Regions from separate parts of the Mus musculus genome. Here region 2 is linked to region 1. The links are chromatin contacts, found by Hi-C in ENCODE. All regions are on one chromosome and are shown on one strand. Each heading gives the region's core, a stretch centred on a gene start or an enhancer-like site at or near the end of the contact. The rest is flanking DNA. Distances are from core to core; before and after follow the strand shown. Region 1 holds the start of Cr1l (complement component (3b/4b) receptor 1-like). Region 2 holds the start of Cr2 (complement receptor 2).

Region 1 (6,635 bases), core at 1,706-4,205:
TTGCCTCTCTTTTCTTTATGGCAACTATAAGGTGAATGGGCCTTCTTCACCATGTTCCTGCTGTAATGGACCAAAGCCAGAGAGTCAAGAGAACATGAACTAAAACTTCTGTAATTATGAGTGAAAATATAACTTTCCTTCTTTTAATTCATTACCTCAATTATTTTATCATAGTATTGGAAAGCTAACGCATGTGTTATTTTGCTTATTCAACAGGGATAACAAATCTTTCCCACAAAGTCATGTTATATCTCTATTCATTTTAATCAAGAATCAAACAATTATGTTCAAGCCTTTTAAGGATAGGTAACATTGCGATGGCATTGCTTTGCTGTAGAACAATTATATTGTTTAAATATGTCTAGCATATTTAAAGTCTTAAGTTCAATCTGTAGCACAAACACAACAAAACACAACACAAACAAAAACCAAATAAGGAAGTAATAGATTAGATGTCTTTCCTGAGATTTGACTAGAAAGTAGTACTGCTATTCCAGAACTCTTGAATGAAGAGATGTTGTTGCCAACTCACCCTTGATTACAAGTATAATTAATACGGGATCCAAACTGAATGCCTGTGTGTACATGTACCAAGCCATTCTCAGGATCTGAAGGAGTTTTACATTGTTTTCCTATGAAAAAGAAACAGAATTTTGGAACCAAGTACAGTAAACTGAACTTTCTGTAGTTTATGAATTTCTAACCTGATTATAACTTACTGTAGAATATATATATTTGTAATACTTCAAAGTTTTTGCCACTTTGGGGAAATTCATCAGACACTAGCTTCCAAAAGAACTCTCATCCAAGTTTTTTCTTATTTTCACACAGTGGCTCCCTAAAACATGAAGCATTCTTCTAAGTATTCTAATTTATTGGCCTTAAAGTCTGAACATTTTTCATCTCTTAGTTATTAAATACACTTTGTTTCAGAATCATTACTTAATGACACTTGTGCAAAGTTAGACACCCTAAGTGAAATATTCTGATGATATTTTCTCTTAAGCATGCCCTGTGACAATCATTCTTATTAAATTTATTAACAATTGAGAAGACAGAATCACAGTTAAAAAGACTTGACTGACAAGAATGATGATCCACATGTACTATATACCTTAGATAAGATTACTAATAATGAGTCATAATCTAAAATCCAGACAAACTGAGGCCGACTCTACTATTTGGCACAAAGGAGCCTCTTCTGCAGTTACTCACGTATACACTTATCTTCAGCACTCGTCCAGGTTGAGTCTTGTTTGCAGGTGATAGAGAACTGCCTCTTGATATATCCTGGGAGACATTCATACAACAAATATGTTCCAATGGGAAACATGGATTCATCAGTTAGATTTATAGGTTTGGCAGAAGGAAGCTGTGATGGGGCTGGGCAGTGACCTGTTGAATGAGACACAGCAACATTACATTGGATAAAAGAACTTGCATCATCCCTCATACTCTCAGTTCTCCAGCTAGCTACAATGGACCATGCATGATCCTCCTCTCTGGCACTCAGGAATGGATCAGTACTATGGTCAACGGGGAAAAAATAATATAATTTAAAAAATGAAACTGCATTTCATTTTGTTAATGTACTTTCCAATACATATTTTGATTTAACTTCTAGACTCAGTTATTTTCTTTTAAGTCTTAGCAGCATTAATTATGTGGCAGAGAGAGTCAAATAATATGTAACCAATAACTATATGTTGGAAAAAAATCATTTTCATTTAACTTTGGAAATACAATAAAAAACAAACAATGCAAAAGACTTCAAGGAAGTCTTTCTCTTAGAAAGTTCTGATTAAGGAGAAAGGAAAGGGAAATTAGAACTTTCATGGTGGGTAAAATGGGCACTCTATTTTGTTCTTAACCATCAGTAAAATTTAATATGTAAATTCTACAGTCTTTTCTACTTGCAAATATTTCATTGCACCTTGAGGCTTGCTAGCTTTTCAAATCTTACCTTGGAGTGGGAGTGGAAGGACCTTCCTTAAAGTGGAAGCTCAAGGGAGTTAATGAGGATTTGGGGTGGGAGATAAAGTACACAGTCTCACTGTGTGAAAACTGTATCCCTGGGCCTGTTTGTCTAGGCCTTCGGAGAAAGTGCATAGGGAATGTCTCAAGATAGAAATAAATTAAGGAGCTGAAATTGGGTTAGATATTTGATGGCACCTATTAAATACCAATACCACGAAAGACATCAATATCTCCATTTCACAGATAAGGAAACACAAAAATATTAACTTTCCTCATAACCAAATTCTAGGATTAGAAATTGCATCTCTCAATATTCCTGCAACCCCCTGCTCCCCACACCGTTTCTCTCACTACATTCAGCACAGAAAAGCACAGCGTACAGCTAATAAAGACAAGCAGCTGGGAGACCACGCGTTCCTGCCGGCTGCGTACGACCCAAGATCTGGGTAGAGGGCGCCCCACGCTCACCCATGGGAAAGGGGCGCTGAGCACTCACAGGCAGCCCAGACCAGCGTTGGAGTCTGCGCAGAGCCTATTTACCGCGGGTTCCCGGTGAACCGTGTGTCCGTGCTTCCCCAGGCCTCCCCGCAGCTCACCCAAAGTAAATGGCAGCAAGAACAGCAGCAAAACTTCTAGCTTGACTCCTCCCCGGCCGAAGGCTACAAGGAGCCACACCGGATCCAGAGGCTCTGAACTCCGAGAAGAGACCTCCATTCCCCTCACACCGTTCTCAAACAACGTTTTACGGCAAATGGTGTAGAAAGCAGTCCCACCCAGAAATGGCGCTGGGTTCCGGAATAAAACTTCCTCTAGCTGGGCTAGGCGCGGTCTTGTTTACTCCAAGCCCCTGGGATTTCTGTGGAATTACCCTTGGGAGATTGATTCAGCAATGCAGAAACTGGTTCAATACCTAGTAGGTCAGCTCCAGGAAGTTTTCCACTTGCAGGAACCTTCGACTCCAAAGAAAACAAGGCATTATGGGAACTCGGTTTGCATATAGCCCGGCCTTACTCCTTTTAAAAATCTGCAAGGGTGGAGCCTAACCCTAATCTGCAACAGTGAGCTGACAGTTGCATACCCTGTCTAGTATACAGTAAGAACCTATTTCCTTATGATGAATTCGGATGTAACGTGCCGCTGGAAACAAAAAATGAAAGGTAAAAACCATAGCTCTCATCTTAAAAGGATTAGGAGTTTATTCTGAAGCCATTTTGAGTGATCATGACCCTGGAACAATGATATGGTCACCCCAAATTTCATGGAAGCAGTTTCATAAAGTTTTTGTGGTTTTACAGAGCAGAGAAAGTCACAAATTAAGGCAAGTTTAAAATATATTGTTGGGTACATACAAGAAGCAGGTAGTGGAAGCTTTTCTATAGGCTCAGGATGACTCTAATGGCACTCGGCTTTTGTATTGGTAGAAGCTAGTTGCCTGATAAGTCAGTAGATTCTAAAAGGTTGTTTGTGGTTTTGTTTGTTTGTTTGTTTGTTTGTTTTGTATCTATTGTATCATGATGTTAGTTCTGACTTAGCCCAAGATAAGGTAATTATTGGTCTCTGGACCAGCAAAATTGCAATCTCTCCAGAGTACTGAAATTCTAATCAGCCAATAGTCTTTGCAGAAACAGTTAACTTTCAGGAATTTCCTTTCACAGTCAGACGCAGTTTCTTTCCGGAAGTTTTTGTTCACAACCATGTCAGTGCTATTCAGCCTAGACCAGGATAGTGCAGTAATGAATCAGGGAGCGAAGCCAGGCCTTGCCATCATCCAAGTGAGATTTGATGGCAGATGAACAATTAATAAGTTTTCAGAAATGGAATAAACAGGATTTGCACTGAATTTTAATTCCTTTCTTAATACTAATGAGAGAGAGAGAGAGAGAGAGAGAGAGAGAGAGCCCTACTCAGAGATTGGTGGTAGTGCTTCTAGAAATAACAAATATAAAGAGCCAAGTTTGGGGAATAGAATTAAGAACTCAAATATTCCAAGAGAGAAATAGGACATGCGAACAAACATGTCCACATTCTGTTTTCAGAACCTGTGATAGGTACTTTATACGGCAGGAAAAGAAATGGCTAATTAAATTAAATCAAGAACATTTAAGTGGGGAGGTAATCCTGTCTGCCAAAGTGGGCTTAATAACCCTAAGGAACCTTACAGGAACATAGTCCTAAATCAGAGAGGAAGAACAATGAGGGCAGAGATCAAAGTTGCTGCCTCCAGAGAGCAAATGATAGCAGCCTCTAAAATGTGGAACAAATAAGCAGATTCTTCCCCGAAGCTTTCATATGGAACCAGTCCTGCTAGCACTTTGGATTTAGAATTTAAGTTATTCTCGAAAAAGTATGGAAGAAGTTATATTGCAGGTAAGTATACTTTCTTGCACCATATGCTATCAGAATACACTGCTATCCCCACATTGTTTGGAGGTTACATTTTAGCATCCACTTTCTTCCCTGAGTCCTTGATGGGTTTAGCTCCTGGCTGATATTTACTTCCAACAATGCTCCTCTTCTCTCACTCCTCATTGGCTTCAAAGATTACAGAAACTTTTTTCCACATGCTTGGCTTCACCGTTCCTTAAATTATCTTTGCCTATGATCTTGTCCTCCACTCTACTATGCCACCAAGGCTCATGAGAATATCCTAGAACTGTCATTATAACTGTGTCCTCTCCATGAGCTTAACTATCCCTCTTAACCACAAGTCCTACCCTTCTGGTTCACTCCCAGTGTCCTGATTCTCAAAATCTCCATTTCACAGTGTCTGCAAACCCATAGACCTGCCACAACTGGTCTCTTGCTAGATTAAGTTTGTGCTCCATCCTTACAGTCACCATTTTATATACACCTTCACTTACAGTACTTATTGGACAGAACAACAAAAATTTCAATTCTCTATTATTTTGCCTCCATTGCTCTAACGCTGAGTGTGGCTAGTGAAAAACGAAGAATTAGTGACAACTGGTCTTACTGTAAGGGACTGTACTGACTGGTTTTGTGTGTCAACTTGACACAGGCTGGAGTTATCACAGAGAAAGGAGCTTCAGTTGGGGAAGTGCCTCCATGAGATCCAGCTGTGAGGCATTTTCTCAATTAGTGATCAAGGGGGAAGGCCCCTTGAGGGTGGGACCATCTCTGGACTCATAGTCTTGGGTTCTATAAGAGAGCAGGCTGAGCAAGCCAGGGGAAGCAAGCCAGTAAGTAACATCCCTCCATGGCCTCTGCATCAGCTCCTGCTTCCTGACCTGCTTGAGTTCCAGTCCTGACAACCTTTAGTGATTAACAGCAATGTGGAAAGTGTAAGCTGAATAAACCCTTTCATCCTGAACTTACTTATTGGTCATGATGTTTGTGCAGGAATAGAAACCCTGACTAAGACAGGGTCCCTGATTCTCTGAAGAATGATACTGCAGTCTCAAATAATATGTAAACGCAAAGAGTGTTTTATTTTGCAGAAGTTCAGCATGCTGGGGTCTACCATCTACAAAGATAGAGCGATCCCAAAGTGAGCTCCCAGGCCTGTTTTAAAGCACATTAGGGGAATTCCAGGGAGGGTTAGGTGACCTCTATCTTAATCTTGGCTATCTCTAATGATACTCCATTGCTGGGACCTGGAGGGGCTAGAAGCTGTTGCTGGAGAAGTCTGGAAACTTGCTGAGGAAGTCTGGAAACTGCTGCTGACCCATTGTCCTTGCTTCAGGCCAGGTGGCAGGGCAGCTTCTGAGGCCTAGACTTGCCTGGATTTGCCCAGTTCTTGGAAACAGAGATTTAGGCCTCGTCCCCTGAACTGCCAATCTGAAGCTTATCATGGAGTCAGCCTAGCCTTCCCATTACTTTAATGACAATTTATTTCATTTCGATCCTTGTGCTAGGATAACAACGTATTAAGGGATAATCCTTCTGGTCAAAAAATTAAAATACCTGGCCTGTATAGATGACTAATATTCCAGTTGGACAAGATCAATCACCTGGCCAAAAGACCGCCTCTAGAAAGGTAGGCTCACATAAAGCCGTGCTAAAGAGATAGTTAGAAAAATTATCACTTAAATGAGATACTTTGCTTTTTTTGCCTTCCCGAAATTTCTACACCCCCCCCCCCGCCGCCCCATGCTCCATTATAATCTTTTACAGAGTATAGCTATTGTTGATTTGTAAGTCACCAACTTTTTTGAAGCACACAGAAAAGAATGACTTCATTTTCTTTCTTTTTCTTTTCTTTCTTTGGTTTTGTTGTTGTTATTGTTTGTTTGTTTCTACATTTTTATTTACTTGCTTTTATGTGTATGGATGTTTTTTGCCTGAATACATGTTTGTCTGTGCACTGCCTATGTTCAGTACATACAGGGACCAGAAGAGAGATTCAGATCTCTTCAGTTTGGGAGTTACATTATGTGGAGTGTTAGCATTATGTGGAGTTGGAATTGAAGCCTAGTGTTCTGGAATAGCAACCAGTACTCCTACCCAGTAAGCCATCCCTCCAGTCCTTCTTTCTACCTCTCTTCTAAGCATACTTTCCCTAACACTTTAGGTTTCCCAAATACTTTGTGTTTCACTCTTTTTCTACAGACATCCTCTCTACCGTGTGATTGCCTGCCACAATATGGCTGACCTCCATGATGGTATAACTCAACTGGCATGAATTGTTTTCTTCTCTA
Region 2 (6,370 bases), core at 105-2,604, 45 kb after region 1:
AAATGAGAGTCATGTATGTTAACCAAAGTATTGTACTGAGCATAAAATATTCATCAGTGAACATGAAATAAGGTCCAGCCATCCCTAGAATTGATTTTCCAGTAGAAATTGTAGCAGAACTAATACATAATATTCAGACCCTATAACAACCAGATCCATCCTTAGCTGCTAACGGCTACCTTAGTGTCAACAGTCAAGTGCCAATTGACTTAATTTCTCTGACAGCTCCTGATTTCTTTCACCTTCATGGGATGTTAGCACAGCTCATTTCTGACTTTATATATGAAAAACTGAGGGTCAGGGCTCTAACCAACTTGCCAAATTCACGCAGCCATTGAGGTTTACTGTAAGTAACCTATGAATTTATTCACTATGAGAACAAGTTATACTGAGACTTGCCAAAATCCACTCAGCATTGAGGTTTTTGCAGTAAATGTCTTATACCTGATCCCTTCACTACCAGAATAAATGGTACTACTTTAAAAGCAAGCCAATCTGTGAAACAACAACAACAACACACACACATGCACACACACACACACACACACACACACACACACACACATACACACACACACCACTTACAGAGAACACTGAAGGAGAACCTACAGAAGCACACACCACTACAGAAGTCATAGTTTTAATTCATGTTCAACTTTAAAAACTAACTGAAGATAGTTTTTAAACATACTATCAAAGATAAAAAATCTGAGACCCACATTGGAGAATCAGGTGTTACTCTTTTTAAAAACCGAAGCAGTGGCTCCATGCCTAAGAGGCACATGCAGGTCTGTAATTCTTGAGCACAGATTGGGACACTACTGTGTGAGCTCTTGATGAATTCCCTGGAGACTGGAATCCAGGGAGAAGAGAGCAGACCCCCCCCACACACAAAAAACAACAACAACAACAACAACAACAACAACAACAACAAAAACAAAAACAATGCAGCAGTCACATTCCAAAGCGACCATAAGTGTCTCAGCCTTCTATGGTGATAATCCATCTCCCAGAAGAGGTGGGGACGTTCTGCATCAGGAGACAGAGGGATCTCCAAAGGTGTCAGGGACAGCCAAGTATCCAGCATTGGCCCCACATCCCTGGTTTGTCCTCTAGCCTTTGTGTAGGCACAGAAAGTTTCCCAGCCCTGGTGGAATTCCCGTATTTGAGCTCCCGTGCCCAGCTCACCAAGAACTCCTGGAGTGATGAGAGTGAAGAAAACCCAGAGCGAACCCAAGGATCCCATGTGTGCAGCAGTCCAATGGCAGGTTGCGCTCTGTGAGTTGTGAGCCTGTAGCAAGGAGAGGAAGAGGACGGGGCTGGCTGCCTGCGGGGCTGGCTGCCTGCGGCTGGCTGTAAGCAGTGGGGAGCAGACCCTTAAATAGCATCGGCTCCGCGCGGTGGCGCTGGGTACTGAAGATTTGTGAAGCACAACTGCAGGTGACTAGGGGCGGAAGAGGCAGAGAGGGGCGGTCCCCGGGAAGTCTGCTTTTGGTTCAGGCTGGGTTCTGCGACGCCTGGCTTTCCTATATTTTGTTGATTGAGCAGCCAAGTACATTAACTTTCTCGTTCCCACCCCCCTACATCTGAAACAAGAATTTCACAAAATAATACTCATGCCTACTGATCGTATGATATGCTAATTTACAGTATTGTATTCTTTAAACCTGTTTGGGGTTTTGTTCCAGTTAATTCAGTTTCAAACCCCATTAATGTAATCAACTCTCAGTTTGAGAAAACAGCTTATTTTACTTAAAGTGGAAATTCAGAAATAACACTGCCTGGCATTACAATCTTTTTACTCTAGTGTAAACAGTGAAATTTCAAATTTCTGTATAACTGTAAAGGGGTTTTCTAAATGTTAATATTTTAGAAATGTTATCTCTATATAATTATAAAGATATATAAAAGTATATATTTTGACTATACAATTGTGTTATGTAATTGTTATTTCTGACTTTTTAAATAAATTACAGACATTTATCTCTTCTTTAAGTATTTTAATGTGTATTTCCTAAAAATAAGGACAATATAACTATAGTAAAATGATCAATTACAAGACACTAATATTGGTAAGGTAGTTTTTCATAATTTTTTACTGTCTTCAAGTTTTGATGAATATCTCAATAATCTTTGTTACGGCATGATAAGAATAACAAAACTATCCACACTTCAGTGTTATATATTTAGTTTCCATGTCTCTTTCTTTAATTTGAAAAAGATCTTTGGGAGTAGGAGGTGTGTGTGTGTGCATGTGTGTGTGTGTGTGTGTGTGTGTGTGTGTGTGTGTGTGTGTGTGTGTTTTATGTGGTTTGCACGTGTACATGAAGATGTGTGGAGACTAGAAGCTAATATCAATGTCTTTCTTGCCAGCTTTCCACCCCCTTATTCGAGGCAAAGCCTTTCTCTGACCCTTAAACTTGCAGGTTATCTAAACTGGATGGTCAGTAAGTTCCATCTGCCTGTGTCAGGCTCTCTTGCACTAGGATTACAGGTAAATTGGCTGCAGCTTTTTACCTAGATTCTAGAAATCTGAATTCAAGCCCTTATGCTTGCTTGACAAATAGCTTTACAAACAGAGCCCTGTCAACCTCTTGGAATTTTGTTGTTTCTTTTGTTGTTAGTTTTTTATATCTTTGAACTACACATAGTTAGAGTATTTTCTAAAAATGGCTCTTAAATCATTTGTCTACTATACAGTACAGTAACAAATTACCCTATGATTAGTAGTGGATTAAGCGAGACTAAATAGTACCTTCCAGTTTGTACTATCATGATTTGGAGTCAATTTAGCTAGACTGGCAGTTTTTCATCTCCCCTGATATTATGGTCCAAATGAGAGCTTGCGCTACAGTCATCCAGTTGATTGGGACAGGAAAAGTCACACAGAAGACGCTCAGTTGCTGTTGACTGGATTCCTCATTTCTTCACCATGTGGTCACTGGGCTGCTGGGTAGCAGGAACTGAAAATTCTCACCTCATGGCAGCTAACTTCTTCTAGATCAAAAAAGATCTAAGCCAGAATGTCTTCCATAATCCCCAGCAGTCATAATACTTTGAGAATAATCTACTGATAACAAATATCAACCCTTCTCAGTGCCAGAGAGACACTATGCATGAATGGGAATACTGGGAGTCAGAGATGAAGGGGCACCATCATGAAGGCTGGTTACCAGCATCACTCAGTTTGGTTTGATATGTTTTTTCACAATTAGGTTGAAATTTTATATTTTGAGGTAGAGATATCATGGGATAGGTGCTATGTGCTTATCTGTAGGTACATGTTGCCTGATGGTCCTTTTTATTGGTAGTAGTAATTTTTATCACATAAGCAGGTTTCTGTCAAGTTTCTGTAGTATAAAATTACTATTATTTATTTTTATTTTATTAGTAATCATTATTACCTTTAACAAATGATATTTATTAACATATTAACAAGTTATTATTATCATATTATTAAAGTTACCTTATTATTAACAAATACTTTGGGGAGGAATAGTTTACAACTTTTTAAGTACCTCATTTAAAAACCAAATTTTGACCCTAATTTTAGATCATTGATGATTTTTTTGTCTTAGAGGAATGGATACAGAAAATGTGGTACATTCACACAATGGAGTACTACTCAGCTATTAAAAACAATGAATTTATGAAATTCTTAGGCAAATGGATGGATCTGGAGGATATCATCCTGAGTGAGATAACCCAATCACAAAAGAACACACATGATATACACTCACTGATAAGTAGATATTAGCCCAGAAACTCAGAATACCCAAGATACAATTTGCAAAACACATGAGACTCAAGAGGAAGGAAGACCAAAGTGTGGATACTTTGATCCTTCTTAGAAGGGGGAAAAATACCCATGGAAGAATTTTCAGAGACAAAGTTTGGAGCAGAGACTGAAGGAATGACCATCCACAGACTGCCCCACCTAGAGATTCATCCCATATACAACCACCAAACCCAGACACTATTGTGGATGCCAACAAGAGCTAGCTGGCAGGAACCTGATATAGCTGTCTCCTGAGAGGCTCTGCCAGTGCCTGACAAATACAAAAGTGGATGCTCACTGTCATCCTTTGGATGGAGCACAGGGTTCCCAATAAAGGAGCTCGAGAAAGGACCCAAGGAGCTGAAGGGGTCTGCAGCCCTACAGGAAGAACAACAATATGAACTAACCAGTACCCACAGAGCTCCCAGGGACTAAACCACCAATCAAATAAAACACATGGTAGGACTTGTGTCTCTAGCTGCATATGTAACAGAGGATGGCCTAGTCGGCCATCAATGGGAAGAGAGGCCCTTGGTCTTGAGAAGGTTCTATGCCCCAGTATAGGGGAATGCCAGGGTCAGGAAGCAGGAGTAGATGGGTTGGGGAACAGGGGAAGGGGATAGGGGATTTTCAGAGAGGAAACTAGGAAAGGGGATAGCATTTGAAATGTAAGTGAAGAAAATACATATATTATATCATATATATATTTCACCATAATGAGAATGTTATTAAACCAGTAAGAGGAATTTACCTATTTTTGTGAAAAAAAATTTGTCCTACTTTATTAGTACACTTATGACTCCCAAATGACATTCAACCATTACTTTTATATTTATTAATTGGCATCCGACTACAAAGAAAAGCTTTCTCAACAAGAAAGAAAGAAGAAAGGAAGAAAGAAAGAAAGAAAGAAAGAAAGAAAGAAAGAAAGAAAGAAAGAAAAGCTTTCTCTTCTATTTGTTTATTCATTCATTTTTTTGTATGAAATTAGTGTCTATATCAATGTGAACTTATTTATTCAATGAGACATGATCTGTTACTGAAGTTATTTATTTTAATTTACAAATTGTTCCTGATATGCCCTGTAGAAGATCTCAAAGTAGTTCCTGTTTCCTTTTTTGATCCAGTTCCTATAAATTTTTGAGTACATCCTTGTGTTCAGGTAAAACAAAAAGCCCTAGACTCAGATTTCTAGACCCACCATTGGAATTCACTCTTTCTCTAAGAAATGATGGTTCTTCCTCCTCCTCTTGTCTACTTTCCCAACCCCCCTCCTTCTTCTCCTTCTTCTCCTTCTCCTCCTTCTTCTCCTTCATCTTATCAAGGTGCACGTTTTCATTTTGCTTTTCTCATGATGATTAGAATCAAAACTCTGAACACTACATTCATGACTAGTGGAGCACCATTGCTTCTTTACTTTCTCAGCAGACACAACAAGAACAGGTATGCATGAAGAATCAAAAGTAGTCCTGTGTCTATGTAAACCTTTTCCTTTCTTAAATCTGCCTTTGATTCATGCTGTGCCTTCCAATTTCAGTCTATTACCATCGATTTTCCCTACCTTATCTTATATCTATATTTGTAACTCTGTTCTCCAAAGGCAAGTTACTTAGTACTACAGTATATTTACTTATTTACTCTACAGAGAAAATATAGGTTGCTAAAATTATCATGGCATTTGTTTATAGCATAAACTGTGTAAATTAAGTATTTTCCTCCAGTGTGATGGTGTTAATCATTTAGATTGACTTATTTCTCTTTGTATTACATTTTAGTTTATATTTTGTCATTTTTACTTAGGAAAAAAACAGTTTTAAATATCAGAACTGTATGAAAAATGTATGATTAGAGAAATGCCTCTTCTGTTTGTTGTATTCAGCATTTTCTTATTTATCTGTCCTCTTTTTTCCCCAATGAGTACACACATATTTGTGTTCTTATTTCTTTTTCACACATAAAAGAAAGCATGCTATACATAGGTGCTCCTTTACTTTTTTTTTACTTAACAAATATATTAGACTTTGCCACATATAGAGTAAAAAATATGCCTTACTCTCTTTATTGATGCATGGCACTTCATTGAATAGGTGAATTATGATTTATTCAGCCATTTTCTTATATGAACATGTTAGGTTGTTCAATAAAAACTCTTGATATTATCAGTCTCCAATCCTCAATCAAGAGGCATAGACTAGCAGGTGAGATTAGAAAACAAGATTCTTTTTTACTTTTATTTTTCTGTTGTTGGATGTATACATTCAATTAAAATTTTCATAAATGAAATTGCTTGGCCAAATGAAAAACATTCATATAGTTTTGTTAGCTAATGACAAATTCCCTTAAAAAGTTGTGTAAATACCCATTCTGTTGTAGAATTCTGTCCTCTAGACATGACATGATTACATGACTGTTGCTTTTTAAATATCAGAACAGCTGCAGTTATGCATAGGAGGTCCATAAGGCATACAAAGTTCCACTTCTCTGTGAGAATATGTAAGTGGTTATCATTTTCTAAAGTGGGAGATTTAATTTCTTCAGTAGCAACTATAATGTAGTGTGCCTATGTTCCTTTCGGGAATCCCATTTAAACTC

What was found. Hi-C counts contacts between places; a loop is a spot of excess contacts on that map.
Region 2: a loop to region 1 is called in a map of v-Abl transformed pro-B cells, with 2.9 times the contacts of the local background. The contact joins the promoter of Cr2 here to the promoter of Cr1l in region 1. A Hi-C loop is called at or near these places in 3 of 37 maps with a recorded cell type or tissue (Patski and v-Abl transformed pro-B cells).

Annotation. Positions count from the first base shown.
Region 1 is chr1:195,128,615-195,135,249 of GRCm38, forward strand. It overlaps Cr1l (complement component (3b/4b) receptor 1-like), which reads right to left and starts at 2,956. Exons shown (of 10, transcript NM_013499.2): 1 at 2,574-2,956; 2 at 1,216-1,395; 3 at 533-632. The coding sequence starts at 2,691. Gm32313 (a long non-coding RNA gene) reads left to right here and starts at 2,830. Exons shown (of 3, transcript XR_865921.3): 1 at 2,830-4,344; 2 at 5,853-5,974; 3 at 6,316-6,635.
Region 2 is chr1:195,175,365-195,181,734 of GRCm38, forward strand. It overlaps Cr2 (complement receptor 2), which reads right to left and starts at 1,355. Exons shown (of 26, transcript NM_001368765.1): 1 at 1,189-1,355. The coding sequence starts at 1,246.